Regions from separate parts of the Mus musculus genome. Here region 1 is linked to region 2. A link is a loop called in an ENCODE intact Hi-C map of the cell type or tissue named here. Cell type or tissue: left cerebral cortex. All regions are shown on one strand.

The links. Hi-C counts contacts between places; a loop is a spot of excess contacts. Peaks named below come from ENCODE experiments on the same cell type or tissue, not always from the same donor. Only the 100,000 strongest peaks of a DNase experiment are listed, where the experiment ranks them.
Region 1: a loop joins it to region 2, with 2.1 times the contacts of the local background. A loop is called at or near these places in 3 of 42 quality-filtered maps.

The regions. Positions count from the first base shown.
Region 1 is chr1:132,387,292-132,395,291 of GRCm38, reverse strand. It overlaps Tmcc2 (transmembrane and coiled-coil domains 2), which reads left to right and starts at 3,906. Exons shown (of 5, transcript NM_178874.3): 1 at 3,906-4,315. The coding sequence starts at 4,109. In left cerebral cortex, a CTCF peak has its summit at 4,838; DNase peaks (open chromatin) are centred at 4,199, 4,560, 4,869, 7,099 and 3 more places; H3K4me3 peaks cover 3,922 bases; H3K27ac peaks cover 4,838 bases.
Region 2 is chr1:132,590,180-132,598,179 of GRCm38, reverse strand. It overlaps Nfasc (neurofascin), which reads left to right. Exons shown (of 30, transcript NM_182716.4): 22 at 1,532-1,654; 23 at 2,523-2,696; 24 at 4,815-4,829. Among named protein-coding and RNA genes, the nearest start is that of Gm51646, 46 kb to the right of the region's middle. In left cerebral cortex, CTCF peaks have their summits at 1,848 (motif pointing right), 3,338 (motif pointing right) and 6,090; DNase peaks (open chromatin) are centred at 5,901, 6,098, 6,394, 6,677 and 1 more place; H3K27ac peaks cover 1,145 bases.

The DNA of each region.
Region 1 (8,000 bases), 200 kb after region 2:
AGACTTGATGGGCCAGGGTTGGGGAATATCCAGGGGGTCCCCACATGCTCAGAGGAAAAAGGGAGGGACCAAGGGAAGAATTGTGGGCAGGGGTAACCAGGAGGGGGCAATGAGTGGGGTGTAAAGTGAATAAGTAAAATTATAATACATTTGACATGACTAACAGGCTTCCCACTATACCATACTTAGTTATAATAAATAGATGTACCAAAACAAAATGAGATATTCTACTCCTATATACCAAACATAGCCTCTTGCTTTGTAAGTCTGCAAAGGTTTGTCCTACCTTAAGTATAAATATATAATTTGCGCTTGTGTTTTCTCAAAGCAACAGAGAACAATAGGAAGACCATCAATCCAATCCTTTAAAGCAGAATTTCAATCAGCAAAATGCTTCCAAGTTGTATGGATCTCAGGTTGCTTGTGTTGTATGGCTAATGAAAATCTGTCACTTGCTTCAACCCAGCTGCTACGGGTCATTTAGGTCTCTTCAATGATGTCACTCCTAAACTTCCTTTGAAGTAGATTGATTGATTGATTGATTGATTGATTGACTGATTGTACGTCCCTTTCAGAAATGGTTGAGATCTATTTGAATTCTATGGATGACATCTATGATAGAGGTCATAGCCTGAAACCTTGTGCCACGCAGTGTCTAGATACTTTATATATATTACTCAACACTCTAAGAGGTAGATAGCCATTACCCCAATTTCCAAATAACTAAGAAACTTGGACACGGATTAGGGATGGAGGTGTAGTTTAGTGGTAGAACATATGCTTAATATGTGTGAATCTCTGGGTTCAAGTCCCAGTAGCTCACCCTGAAAAGAAGGAAAACAAAGAGGATTTTTATGAAACACACCAAAGACTTCCTGTTGATGTATTTCACACCTTGGACATTGTTATGGCTATTCCTGGCTGTCAACTTAACTACATCCGGAATGAACTATAACCCAGAGCTGGAGGGCACACCTGTGATCCAGATCTTGAGGCTGGAAGACAAAAATTTCTGACCCAGATCTCAACATGGGATGACACACACCTTTGATTCAGATCTTGAGGCATAGTGGCCATGAAAAGCTTAGGTTCATGCAATGTGGTACAAGCCTTTAATCCCAGAAGACTGAGGAAAGCAGGTCTCTGAGTTCAAGGCCAGCCTGAGACAGAGCAAATTCCAAATCCAGGCGTGGTGGCACACCATTCCTCCTCCTGAAGGCTCCATAAGGTTGGAAGACAGAAGACTCACTCTTCATCATCTGCTTGCACTTACTTGCCAGCACATCTGCTGGAGCCTACTTCTTCAGGATTCCAGCTTATACAGAAGACAAGCTGAAGCAACCATCCTCCTGGGACTGAGCAACTACCAGATTCTTGGACTTCCTATTCACCGCTGACCATTGTTGGGTTAGTTGGATTGTAGACTGTAAGTCATTCCACTACATTCCCTTAAGAACATTCCACAAGTTCTATGACTCTTGAGAACCCTGGCTAACACAGACATAATAAATACATAATACTATTTTAAAAATCAAACCTAAGCCAGATGCTTCTAATTTCAACCCTCAGAGGCTGATTCAGGGAGATTACAATTTAGAGGCTACCCTGAGCTATTCATAGTGAAGCACTGCCTCAAAATCAAACTTGGATGATCATCGATTTGTTATAGAAATGAAGCATAAGTAAAAATTATGATGTTTTCTGCTTCCTAGGGGTTATTTAATTTTCTGTTATGAATTTATTTACTGTATTTTCATATGTACAAGTGCTTTGCCCACATGTATGACTATGCACCACGTGTGTGCCTGATGTTTAATGCTCAGGCAGCCTGGAAGAAGTGGTCAGAGAAAATGTTAGGTTCCCTGGGACGGAAGTTGTTAGCTGCTATTTGGGCACTGCTATTTCGAACCCAGGACCTCTGGAGGAGAGCCCAGTGCTCTTAACTGCTGAGCCATATCTCCAGCCCCATTCTTGAAGGATTCTCGAAGAACCCCTTCTGCTCTTCTTTAGCTTGGAGTCAAGAAGGGCCCACTGTGTGTTCCAAACCCATTGCCACCCAAGACTTGCTCATGCTTTAGGGGCCTCTACACGTTCCTCTCTCAGCCCAGGCAGAGAGCAGTGTGTTTCTCTCCTTTGTACCATGTACCGAGGGAATCTGCTCTCCACGCCCCCCCCCCAGCTTGTCTAGTCCCTGCCCACGATCTGCTCTGGCTCTGGCACTCTGCCATTCCTCAACATTGAAAATCCAAAAGGCTTATAGCTTTGCATTCCCAAACTGTGCCTGATACCGTGTAGTGGATATGGGGTGGGGAGGTAGAGTGTTTTTGCATTCCCAGCCCATTCTAAATTCCCATCTTCTAAAAACAGAGCAGCTTAGTTTAGAAAGTGGCTCCCTGAATAGAGTAAATTCTTAACAACTTGGTCTCTTTTAGGATACACATCAAAATAAGGGACTGGAATGGGGGAAAGGCTTAACAGAGTTAGGAAACTCACAGACTAGTGGGACCGAAGTGAGGCAAGAAGGGTTTGGTGAGTGTGAAAGAGACTGGCAAACTGTAAAATCCTTCAGAGAAAGCTCTGTGACTCACAGGGGGAGGCGCAGCCTTTTACAGTAGCCCAGGCCTGTGTTTCTCAGATGTTACCTTGTGTGAGAATTACCCGACGGGCTTGTGAAACATGGATCTTTGGGTCCATGACTTCTGATTTAGTTGTATCCAGGAATTCGTATTTCTGTCTGGTTCCCTGGTGGTGGTGATGATGATGATGACTACGATGGTGATGATGCAGGGTCCAGTCTATGCCTTAAGAACTACTGGATGCTGAATAAGGGCAACCCATCCATGCCAAAGAAGGCATACAGTTTGCAGAACGAATAGGAATTAATAGAGTAGAATACTACTACTCTCCATTTTTTGGTAGCTCCATCTGCTCTCATCTTCCAAACTGCTTAGCAATAGTATGGGGCAAATGTAACATTCTTTTTCCAGTCTTCAGTACATATCATTAATACCTACCATTAATACCCATTCCTTTTAAAAAGCTGCTTCTGGTGAGCATGTATTTGGGCACTGAGTTTCTAAACATAAAGCCTGCGTTCTTATGAGATGTGTATTTAAAACAGAGAAAGAGGGGATGTAGCAGAACAGTCCCTCTCCTTTGCTTTTGTAGCTATGAAGGTAGGCATGGGTTTGCGACCCAAACCACCTATTCTAGAAGGGACTAGCTTGTCTCTAACTGAAGGGATGCATATAATATAAGGTGCAGAGTTAGGGGAGTGATGATAAACACTTAATGTGTCCCCCAACAAAGCGAATGGGCGGGGTGATCGTGAAGGCCTAGCCTGGGAGAGGTGGCTCCAAAGCCGGCACAGAGCTGAGCTCCAACACAGCCTCAGCCCTCCAGACCCTCCCGGGGGACGCGCGGTGCAACCAAGCCTACAGCGGTGTCCGCGCGCCGTTGCGCAGCCCTCCGGCCTTCCCATTGGCGGGCGGCGCCATCTGCGCTCGCCTCGCCCTGGCGCTGGCGGGCGGAGGCCCGGGCGGGGTAGGCCGCGCTCGCGGCGGGCTGTGGCCGCAGCCTTGCGCGGCTGCTGACGAGGAGCGGGGCGCGGGGCGGGAGGAGGCAGGCCCATGCGGGGCGGCGGCGGGCGGCGGGCGGCGGCGGGGCCGGGTGCCCAGGGCGGCCCTATGGGACCCGCCCGGCCGGCTCCCGCGTGCCCTGCCTGGCCCAGCAGTCCGGCCTGCGGGCGGGGATGCGCGGTGTGGTCCAGCTCCCCGCCGCCCTGCGGGGCCCTGAGGCAGAAAGTTTGGGGGTCGGGAGCGGCCCCCCTCCCGCGCCAGTGACTGCCTAAGGACCGCTGCAGCCCGGCTTCGCCCGCGACCTGCCTCCGCTCCCCAGGTCGGAATGAACTATCCTAAGGCTCCCCCTCTTCGCCCCTCCCTCATCCTCCTTTAAAAAGATAATTTCTTAAATTCAAGAACTCGTGATCTGCCTACTCCCCTCGTCCATAATTTAAACCCCAGGTCTTTTGAGTGCAAGAGGGGGGTGCGGTCTCTCCCCAAGATAGCACGCTAGAAGGACAGATTCCCCTTGCCGACCCACTTACACCATGAAGAGGTGCAAATCGGACGAGCTGCAGCAACAGCAGGGCGAGGAGGATGGGGCTGGGATGGAAGACGCTGCTTGCCTTCTGCCAGGCGCGGACCTCCGGCATGGGGAGGCCTCGAGTGCTAACTCCGCTGGCGGGCCAACTTCAGATGCTGGCGCTGCGGTGGCACCCAACCCGGGTCCCCGAAGCAAGCCTCCTGATTTAAAGGTGAGCGCAGACCGTCTCCAGGCAAGCCCAGCCCGCCACGTAGCTTCCCCCACCCCTCGCAGAAGTGTCTTAACCGAATAAAAGTGATGGGGAAGCTCGCAAAGGTCAGAGAGGATGAATGATGTTCGGCTAGGTTCGGAGGGGGAAGCTAGGCACCATTTGTTCCTGTCTATCAGCTCCATCTCAGTCCTCTGTGTTCTTCATTATTCAGCAAACGTTCTAATGACTCACTCATCTGAGATTGTTTGAAGAACGTGTGTGAAACCCTATTTTGCAGACAAAGGGCTGGCGAGATCTAAGATGCTAACTTAGAAAGTTCACAGTACTCTCCCTTCTGTAGGAAGGCTAGAGAAGAAGATTGTAGCTTGGGAAGCTAAATAGGTGACCGTTACCTTCCTATGCCAATTAGCCTCCTCCGAGTGCGGATTTTTTTTTTTTTTTTTTTTTTTGAGCATCTTCCTGAACGAAGCTCAGTTTGTCCATCTATGAAAGGGGGGTGTAGATGTCTTGCCGTTAGGTGGAGCCAGAGGTTAAGCTAGTGCTTGGAGATCCCTCTCTGCCTCCTGAACCAACCCCCAGGGTGGAGAACTGACAGGTGGCAGGGCAGAGCCTGGGCTGATTGGGGCCTCGGTTCAAGTTGCACACATGCTGAGCCGGCAGCTAGAACCAGAATTGGAAAGGACCGTTCACATGGAGCTGTTTATTTTCCAGCCCGAGGTCTTCCAGACTATTGGCGAGCTGTATTGAATACATCTCTGTATCAATTACAGCAGCAGCCAGGATAAATAATGCGCCTTTGCTGGAGTTACCATCGGGACTGCCAGCTCAGGCTCCTTAGGCCAGCTCACAACTGGGCTGAGAGAGATGTCAGCTCCCGGAAGGAACTTAAATGCCTTGGGGATTGATGCCTTGGAAATTTTCTCCGGAAAGGGTGCAGGGTCTGGGATAGGGGAGCAGAAAGGCCTCCCGTTAGGTTAAAGCCTTGTCCAAATGGCTGTGGGCCCCGGAGGAGCTCACTAGAATAAGCTAATGACATTCCTTCTTTGGTCTGAGCAGCTCAAAGTCAGGAAGCCAGGTGAGTGCATGTGTGCTTTATGTGTGTGTGTGTGTGTGTGTGTGTGTGTGTTGTCCCTTGGGGAAGAGAGCCCACTCACTCCTTGTGGGACTTTTAAATTTTTGTGGAAGTTTTGCAAACCTGACCTCTTTCCACCCACCTTATGTGTAATGATGGACTAGTTGAACACCTAGGCTTTCTTCACAAAGCTTGTGATTCCCTCAGGCTCCAAGAAGTGTCACTCCCTCCCCCAAGTGACATGTTTTTTGTTTTAACTGAGATGGTAAGTCCCTTTAATGCTGCCGAGAGGAACAGGGGGTGACCTTTCGACCTCCCTCTGCTGGCTGTGCTAAGGGGGCTGTAGTTTCTGTGTCTATAAAGCTGCCCAAGGCTCCTTGTCTGTACCCTCCTGTGTCATCTTTTTTGATGACATTCATTTTGAACAGGGGCAGATAGAGCGATAGCACTGCACTTGACTACAATATGTTAACCGCTGAGCCGTCCTGAGGAGGAATTGAGAATTGAGGACCCTTACACACACACACACACACACACACACACACACACACACACTTCTATATAGCCCAGGCAGTGTGGATCCAAGCTTATGCAAGCACGGGGAGACTCACAGAGCACTTGCCTGTTTATCTCTGTCTGTCTCATCACAACATGTTTACTGCAGGACAGAGACCTCTCTACCAGATGTGACTCAGGGCTACCAAAATGTGACATGTCACTTAACTTTTCTGAAGAAAGGAACAAGGGATATTGGAGTGTGGCTAAACTTGTTTTCCAGTGCTGGACAAGTTTCCCATGGCTGACAGTTTAGTGGAAAAATTTCATCATTGTCTCTGGAACTGGGTGGGGGCTGACTTGTTCTGAATTTGACAATGATACCAAGAGGAAATGCGTTTGCTTTTTAATCTGGAATGCCTTTCCCGTGCCTGTGTTTAGTTGATGCTGTTCAGGAGCTCTGGCTTGCTTTTGCTTTCATTTTGAACTTGGAGATAGGAACTTTCAGTCCCTTAGTCCCACTTCTATTTTCTTGTGACAGCTCCAGGCATGGGGACTGATTGTGTGTCAATGGAGACAGTCATCTTGATTGTTGAGCAAGGAGCGAAGGCATGGAAAGCTCTGTCTAAAGCACCTCCATAGCAGGAGAGAAAGAGGAGAATCTGGTCTTTGCTAGAGATCTGAATGATGCCCGGCTAGTGATGCTCAGCAGTGTCAGGGGCTTCGGCTATCTCTGGTCCTTCAAGGATGATCATACTGCACGATGTGCATTTCTTGGCTTATTTTGTGTGGAGGTTGGGGTAGGGGTGGATGTCCTGAGATCATAACCAGCGTCTTGAGCATACTAGACAAGCCCTCTATCACCGTAAATTTCTTCTGTGGTAGCTTGGAATCTGTGATTATGTGGTTAGGGGGTGGGGGTGGGGGTCTGGAAAATAGTTACATAGTAACATTTTAAAATGGTAACTATAACAGAAAAGCAACCTGCGAATGGGCCCGGCCCCACAGGAGGCTTCTGTAAACACTTCTGAGGCTTTGCCAGAGCTTCAGATAAGCATGAATCCTCCAGGGGGAAAGATCTCAGCAGACAGTATGTAAGGGGAGCCTGATAGTTAAAATGGATTCCTTTAACCACTCAAGCTCACATCTCCATTCACTTGGTCTCATGATTCCATCCTTTGCTGCTATCCAGAGTCCTTGCTTGTTGAGGAGAGACTGGCTGGCTGACCTAAAGTGTAACAGAATTCTCTAGTGAGGAGACTGGCTGTAGTGAGAAGGGGTGGGGAGGAGCTTAGGGGAACTCCGCACACAGAGATCCTGTTTAGAATACAGCCTGTGGCTGAGGCCTGGGAGAATGGCTGAGCGTAGTGTGCAGCTCTTCCTGAAGGCATTGCCCACCCTCCACCACTCCAATCCCACCGCTCCGTGCAGGAACAGAGCCTTTTCTGAGAGGAAAAGCCAGAGGATGCTGGCCAGGGAAAGTTCCCAGAGGTGCTCTGTCCTCTGGGATTTCTGAACAGCATCATCATCACTCCTTAAAGAAGATAGGAGAGTTCCACCTTCATGTTGTTCCTGTGTTGTTGGAAGCGCTCTTGACTCAAGGCTCAGATCCTGTTCCTCTGTTCATAGCTTATTCTGTTCTCTCTTCCTACTGAGTGAGGATCAGGGAAGACAACAGACACCAAGGGAAATTAGAGCTGAACCCTAGGTGGTTTTCCTGGTCCGGTGTTTGAGGGTGTTTCAGCATCCTGCGAATAGCTCCTGTTACTTCCCCATTCAGTCTATTGGCAAGAGGGTAGGTTTGTGTTAGTCTGTTGACTAACAGATAACTGGGCACTTTAAGACCAAAAGATGTTATTATAAACATTGAAATAGGACATTCATATAATGGTGTCCATAGAGAGACACATGTGCAGTTTAATAAAAGCAGAAATAGATAGCTCATCTATTCACAAATTAACATTGACATTCCCGACCCTCTGCGTTTCTGTTCTATTGTTTTGTTTTTTTTTTTTTTTTTTTTTTTGTTTGTTTTTGTTTTTTGAGACAGGGTTTCTCTGTATAGACCTGGCTGTCCTGGAATTCACTTTGTAGACCAGACTGGCCTCAAACTCAGAA
Region 2 (8,000 bases):
CGGGTGAAAATTTTAACTGTGTTTCATGTTCAGCGTTACTCTATTCGTGATCAGGATCCTAAGGCTGTCCTGCCATCCTCTATGGGGAGGATGAGGTCATCTGAGACAGAGCAGCCTATAGCAAGCAAAGGGAGGACCAGTCACTACCACCACTAACCACTAACCTGGCCCTGCTGCCTCGCCACTCACCAACCTGCCTCTGTCTCAAAGGCTTACTACTGGAGGGAAAGCAGTTTGCTGAAGAACCTGTGGGTGTCTCAGAAGAGACAGCAGGCCAGCTTCCCTGGTGACCGTCCCCGGGGCGTGGTGGCCCGCCTGTTCCCCTACAGTAACTACAAGCTGGAGATGGTGGTGGTCAATGGGAGAGGTGACGGGCCTCGAAGTGAAACCAAGGAATTCACCACCCCAGAAGGAGGTAGGTCTGACCCGCAGTTCTTCAATGTGGGTTTAGACAAGGGTAGTGCCACCAGTGAGCCTGGGGCAGCTCCAGCATGGACAGCTAGGGTGACCTCGGCAAGCGAATGACCGTCACCAAAGTGACCCACCCTCCTGGAAACTTGCTTATCAAGAGATCTGTGCAGTGAGCGCATGGCATTCCAGACCCAGGCCATGAGACTGAAGCCAGCACCTCCTCTGAGGAGAAGCCACGAGTGCGTCTGGCCACTTCAATGTCCTGCTTACCAGCACCCAAGATCTACACGAGCCTCCCCCACAGCATCAAGAGACACTCCTGGGAAGTTGGCCTATGTGTATAGAGTACTACCAAGTGTCACCCCCACCCTCCTGAGGGTTTAGGTTTGATCTAACCCTGGGGTCCAGACATCTAGAAAGTTCTATTATCACCTTGGTTCCCCTTCAGCTCTTTTATCCACTCGGCATGAGCTATGGCTTCTCTGTTTCTCCTCCCTCCTTCCTTAACTGTTTCCTATTTTTCTTCTTTTCCTCCTCTCGCTTATCCCTTGCTCTCCTCTTGTCTTCTTTATCCCTGTCTCTCCCTCCTTCCTCAGTTTGGTTCCTATCATTAGTCTCTCCTCATCACTTCCCCACCCCTTTCCAGGTGCTCTGTCCTGAGTCTCTATCTCCTCCCCGACAGAGCTTGTATTCCCAGCTCAGAAGCTGGGGCCTGCTGCTGCAGCCAGTGGTGAGAGCCCTTGGCTGGGGACTGGGAACTGCACCCTTGCCACAAGACAGCTATGATTGGTTCCCTGCCTGGGAGTGGCTCTCTGGTTTGGAGGTATATTTGCAGGATTGAAGCCACCTATTTGTGTCAACTCCAGGGTAGCTGCTAAAAGGAAACTCACTTGACTTCTTCCTCCAATTCAGCAGCAGTAGCAGAGCCCACTTGGCTTTATACCAGGTGAAAGTGGTTGCCAGGCAGGCAGCAGGCTCTGCCCTTAAGGAGCTAGGTCCAGGTTCGACAGTAGTCCTGCACAGCGATACCTAAGGTCATGCCTTCATGCCTGTACTTTGTTTTCTGTGTTCTCCTCATCCTCCCTGCCCTCACCTCCTGGCTCCTTCCTCCTTCCCCAAGTACCCAGTGCCCCCAGGCGGTTCAGAGTCCGACAGCCCAACCTGGAGACCATCAACCTGGAGTGGGACCACCCAGAGCACCCCAACGGAATCCTGATTGGATACATCCTCAGATACGTGCCCTGTATGTTCTGCTTCCCTGCTTTCTCTGAATCCGATACAATCACAGACCATTTCTCACTAGTTTCTTGAGGAGTGGAGATCAGAAGCCTATGGGCGCAGAGGGCATTCCGTAGGAAATGTGAACGCTAAGGGAGAGCTCTCCATAACTAAGGGAGCAAGCAGAACCCAGTCCCTGCTCTTCTTATACAGCCCCGCCTGTAGGAGGCAGTAATCCCAGCCCTCTGGAAGCTGGTAGTCTTCAGCACCTACAAGGCTATGCAGAAGAGTTCCTCTCCCATTAGCCCTTCTATGTGATGGGCAAATGGTGTGTGCGCAGGCATCTGAGGATGCTCAGGAGTCTCCATAGGAACAGGGATGCCATCACACTTCAACAATGTTAAGACGTCCAGTGTAGACAGTGCTGCCCCTCTCTGGGAAGCCCAAAGGGCCAGGGACCTGTTACTGACACTTTAGCAGTGTGTCTTCCATGCTGTTCTGAATTGATCTCTGGATCTGACCTTTACCCTCCTGTATTGAAGAAAGTGTGGTCTTTTACAAAAGAGGCAGTAGCAATCAAGGCCCTGGGGGATTTCCCCGGTTCTATTTGGACAGAAGAGAAGAATTCCAAAGATTTGACCTTGACCGGGGGCTTGGGAAGTGCAAGCTGAGCTTTTAGAATTGGCCACGAGACTTTCAGGAGGCTAGAGACGCTGGGCTCAGTGACAAATGTGAACCCTGAGGAACACTGGAAGTTCCTCAGTACTTATAGTGGGAGGTCCCGATGCCCGCCTTTAAATCAGGTCTTGAGTATTGCTGGGCAGGGGCCACATTCCTCTTCCAGAAACTCCGAAAGCTGTCCTATCAAACCTCCCACTTGTCTCTCTCCCCAGTTAATGGAACCAAACTGGGAAAGCAGATGGTGGAAAACTTCTCTCCCAATCAGACCAAGTTCTCTGTGCAGAGAGCAGACCCAGTGTCGCGTTACCGCTTCTCCCTCAGTGCCAGGACACAGGTGGGCTCTGGAGAAGCAGCCACAGAGGAGTCCCCAGCACCTCCAAATGAAGGTAGGTCCACGGTGGCAGTCCTTGGAGTAAAAGGCCCTAACTAATCTAGACACCTAGAGAAACACACCAGAAGCTGGGTTTGGCCTTCCCGGCTAGAAAGGAAGTGAGGCCACAGAACCTCAGGCCCACTGCAGGAGACAGCCTGACTTGGGTACTGAGAGATATCAGTAGTGTATCGGGAAAGATCATCACTCTTAGATGTACAGGCGGACTGGTCCTCCACTTTGCCCTGACTTACTCAGCTACTTATCAACTATCTGTCCTTGCAGGGGAATAAGGAAGGACATGTGAGACGACAGGCAATCAGGGGGACATGAGAAATAACCATCCTGATGAACTCCAAAGAGTCAAACTGCTCATCTACTGAGAGTCCTCCCTGAGGACTCTGGGAACATCCTGTCTTTTGCCAAGGGCATAGAGAGCCAAGGAGATAGGGCAAAGTGCTTGCCTGGATCAAAAGCAGAGCAGGAAATAATATGTTCTCCCTTTACAACATGAATAAGATGAGGTGTCTGGTTGCAGAGAGGTGGGAGCTGGGAACAACTCTTGCCAAGCCAGCTTCACAAACAGCAAGTGAACTCAGTCAAGGCCAGTTCTAACCTCTAAGATCCCAAGCCAGAGCTGTGCCTGACCTGAGTGTACAGTAGAGGGCGCTCTCGGCTCATTTGCATGCATTGCTGGTTTCAGTGTAACCTCCCAAAAAATTGGACCCTAAAAGCCTCAATACTGGCAGCGCCTTATAAATGGTGAGCACTCTCTACCTCTCCAGAGAGACAATAGTCTATGCAACAGTAATTTTTTTGAGGACCCACCCTCATGTACCAAGCCAGGCACTGCACCAGTAGCAAGGGAGATAAAGATAGTAAGAAGTTCACAATGTCTAGAGACGTCCTCAATAATGGTTCTTTGTCTTTCTGCCTGAATGAAGGTGTTGCCAAGGGCAGGAAGTTTGGGGAGATTCAATATGTAAGGGGAGACCAAAAGGGCGATGTGAATAAGTATTCCTGGGACTGTCATATGATCGTGACTAGTGCCTGTCTCCCATGAGGTCCTGTGGTCTCCTCCTGATCCAGATGTGCTCTTCTGAGCATTCTCATCTGTGTCCCAGGAGAGCGCTGTGCTTCCTAAGGGGACGGCCAGGCCCTGCTGCTTCAGCACAGTATTCTTGTACAGCTGCAGCAGCAGTTGGGAAAGGACTGTCAGCCCCCTGTGTCCCTCTCTGGTCTCCTAGATAAGGAGTAGTCACACAACAAACTCCCGATCCTGGTGTCCTCTTCCAACCCCTGGACATTCAGGAAGTTGGTTAGGGCTGCTACCAGAGACTGACAGACTAGGGTACACTCTCTCTGTACTTCTAGAGATGTCCAGAAAGCCTCTCTTCCCGCCTCAGGGCAGCAGACAAAGCCACTTTGTCCAACCCCAGTGACCATGATGGGGGAATTCCTGCAACTCCAGAGAACAGAGATGGTTTTGGATTTGTGGAAATTGTTCAGAGATCTATTCTAGAGCTCTCAATCATATTTGTGTTCCTAATCTTATGAACTACAACTAATGGGGAAAACTGAGGCAGCAGAAAACCAGATCACATGCTTTCAGAGCCCCAGGGCCTTCAGCGCCATCATACTTTGAACATATGAGCCTGGGACGGTCCCTTGCCCTACTATCAAGCATCTTGCAGGGGATCTTGTTGCCTAGAATTGGCTGCTCCTGCACCACCTACATTTTTATCCTCAATTCCTGGCATCGTAGAGGATCACTTAGCCCAGCCAGGGTAGGACAAATCCTGGGGGGAAAAGCTGGAATATAACACTCTGCCTGAATTGTGCCTTGCAGACACCTCTTATATGGCAAGCCCTTGATTATGGATAGAAATGTGTTAGGTCTCTAAGCCCCAGGTGGAATAACGACAACCCGCCTAGCTCCGGTGGGGTAGAGCATGACGCCCTGAACACCACTTAGCATCCTCAGGGTTGCATCTAGCACCTGGCCATACCCCTGGAGTCAGGCTGGCGCCAGACCCTTTCTGTTCTCCTCTGTGGTCTCACCTATGCTGTTTTCTCTTCCCTCTCTCATCCTCTCTCCCTCTCTCTCTGGCCATCTTGGGTGCTGTGTCTGAAGCTACTCCAACTGCAGGTATTGTACCATCAACAGAGGTAATGGGCATGGCTCGGGGCAGTGCAAATGGAGCCCATGCTGGCCAGAGCCCAGCAAGAGGAAGTGGCGAGGGCTGAAAGCATGCTCCAGGTCACCCTTTCAGTGGAGAAGCCAAACTTGAAAGGAAGGTGTTTAGAGAGCATTGACTAGAGGATGTGAGCATGCTCTCTCCTTTCATATAATGCTTGTCCTTACGAAAGAGGCTGGCTCAGAAGTGGTCTCACATGTAGAACCCTCTGAAGCTGAGAGAAAACCTGTTGTGGCCACCTGAGCCTTGCTGGACCTGACATCTCTGATCATAGAGATGCTCTTAGAAGGTGTGCTATAGAGGGAACAGCTGGTTCCTGGCCCTGGTGACACCACAATCCCCCTGAAAGGGTGAACACACTGCATGCTGGCCTTTGCATGCTGCATGGGGGGACCCAGCGCCATTCCACCAGCTAGCGTATGTTCCATTCAGTGAGAATAAGCAAGCACGTCTCTGAGTGAGACCAGGGCTCCAGAGCCTGGAGCCTCAATGTGTGTCAGGGATTGATGGTCTTGACTCCAGGAACTCAGCTCCTCAGTATTTGGTATGGAGACAGACCCCCTCCTTTGGGGTCAGGAGCTGGCCAGGTGGGTCTGTGACAAAAGCCAACCTGCTAACAAGTTTCTCCTCCAGTCTTCATGCTGTTGGTTTGAGGGCCATCAAAGCTCTACCAAGGGCTGCCCTCAAGCCAGAGAAACTAGGCAAGGGCTGCCTGGGTTCCTTTCCTAGTCCTCTGAGCTTGGATTTTCCCACAAGTTAGGAGATGAGGGCATTCCAGGGTACACGAGAGCCTGCATAAAGAAACAAGTTTTGTTAAGACACACCTTTAGGTGAGAGAATCAAGAACCAGGCAGGAATCCGAGCTTGCTCTGTATTTCCTAGCTCACTTGGTTTGCTTCCTACCAACACCCGTTTATTTCCGCCCACTGCTTCCTACATTGATTCTGCTTCTGTTGCATACCCCCTTATGGTTTCATGTTTTGCCAGCCAGATCCGCCAGTATTAAGAAACTACCAGTCTTCCCTACCTCAGCCTCCTACCCAGTAACCAGGCCAGCCAGCTAGGCCAGTGCTTCCTCCCACCAGCCCTCTTCCAGGATGTGAGTCACAGAAGTTGTCCAAGGCCTGGGGACCACAGAGCAAACAATTCTTGCCATGCTAGAGGGAGGGTCACCCTGTCTTCCTGGCTCATGTGTGAGTCTCTTCCCCAGTGGAGACAACAGGTACTTGGGGTGAGTCCACTCAAAGCTCATTCATTGGTCAAGCATTTTTCCTGTCTCCTTCCTCATTGGGCACTCCAGACCCAGTGTAGAGGATCCAGCAGTAAGAAGTCTGCCGTGTTCAGAGGGCAGTCTGTGCAGCCCTCCTGTGAGCTGCAGTTGCAAGGAGACGTGTCATTCCAACTCCCCCTCCATGTCTTCCTTCCAATTTTAAACGATCTAAACTCAGCATGCTGTGCAGGATGGGCCCTGGGTCTTTGCTGTCAATCAAGTGTGTTTTCCAGGCACCAACTTCCACATGACACACGGGAAGGGCAGATTGTACTTTTGGGTAACTGAGACATGCCAGTTATATCAGATGTTGTCAGCTTTGCGTGCACAACACCTTCTGGGGCCAGTAGAGCTTGGGTCTATTCAAAGGGAGTGGTGTCCAGCCCTCCACCCTCTTCCTTCTCATCCTCACCAAACCTCGTCACTTCCCCCCAAATTGATCAGTTCTTCTATCGCCCGGCGAAAATAATCCCTCTCATCCACCTGTATCTTCAGTCTGCTAGGATTGCTACCCATCTGTCTAACAGTCTGTGACTTGGCTGGGGTAGTCTTCGTGCCATGTGGACGATCTTGGACCGAACATTCCATCTTGGAATGCCTGGAAGCTGTTCTTGTCTTTGACTCAGCTCAGAGCTGTGAAGGTTGGGTGGGTTGCTGATAGAAGAAGCTCTGTGGCGGGTTTAGGACAACGTGAAAATGAACAAGATGTGTCGTCTCTCCATCTCTACACGATACTCCCCCAAACGCTCAAGTCCTTAATTGTGTGTCTTTCTTGGGGACTAAGACAGTCTATAGGGTTAGCCTTCCCTATATTGGCAGACTCTCAGCTTCCAGATCTAGGCTTCCCTAAACCATCTTTGGTACTGGACATTCATGGCTCTCTCTAGGTTGCTGGCCAGCTGTTGATTGCCAATCAGTACCAGCCAGGGCTTTTCCCACACTCATAGTTCCTGTGTGGCTACAACTTCTAACCCAGGAATATATCTACCTAACCTGTGACCCCCTCTGTTAATGCCAGCCCCTCTTCAGGGCTCATCAGTCTTCCATCCTCTCCCTAACTCAGTCCCAGGTTGAAATGCTCTGACAGGCCTGAGCAATACATAGTTCCCTTGTGAAAAGCTCATGCCCTTCCTGCCTGCCCGTCAGACGCTTTGGCTGATTCTCTCTCCAGCTGTGGTGCCTTTCCTCTTGGCTTTGCCCTCCCTGTATCCTGTGGCCCTCCAGCCTGGGAATAACAGACATAGCAATGAGTGGGTCGAGGGCATGCTGATTCACCAGCTGTGGCCTCTGGAGGTCTACTCTTTACGGAACTTCACTGGGGGGCACACCTGGGGGCTTCCAGTAGCTCCCACCCTCTCTCCCCATTTCCCCTTCTCACTTATACTCTGAAGCTTGCCACAGCCCCAGGGGAAGAACCCAGGAACTATCACCACAGAGAATGCCTTCCTTTATACGTGGTAGGAGTGGCTGTCAGAGGAGGGGGATGTGGCTGGAAGCATCCACATGGTCGCTTCTCGCCCTTATCTTCAAGCTGCTGAACAAAGTTCAAAACCTAGTCCAACCTCTCATCATATCTGTCCCAAGGGCACTTGCTGAAATGCCCTGGAAAGCATGTGATACAGAGGGACTAAGGGAGATGTGAGTATATGTCCCTGTATGTTAAAGGACCAGTGGTCATAGGAGACCATTGAGGAAAATGGACTTGGATTCATGGGCCCTGGAAAATGTACAGCCTCTGTACCTGAAGGAAAGGAACCCAGGTTCCCGGACTCTATGACAGGGCGGGGCAGTGACCTAAGTTATGAGGAGTATTTTCTCATGACACCATTTAAATAGTCAAAAAAAAAAAAAA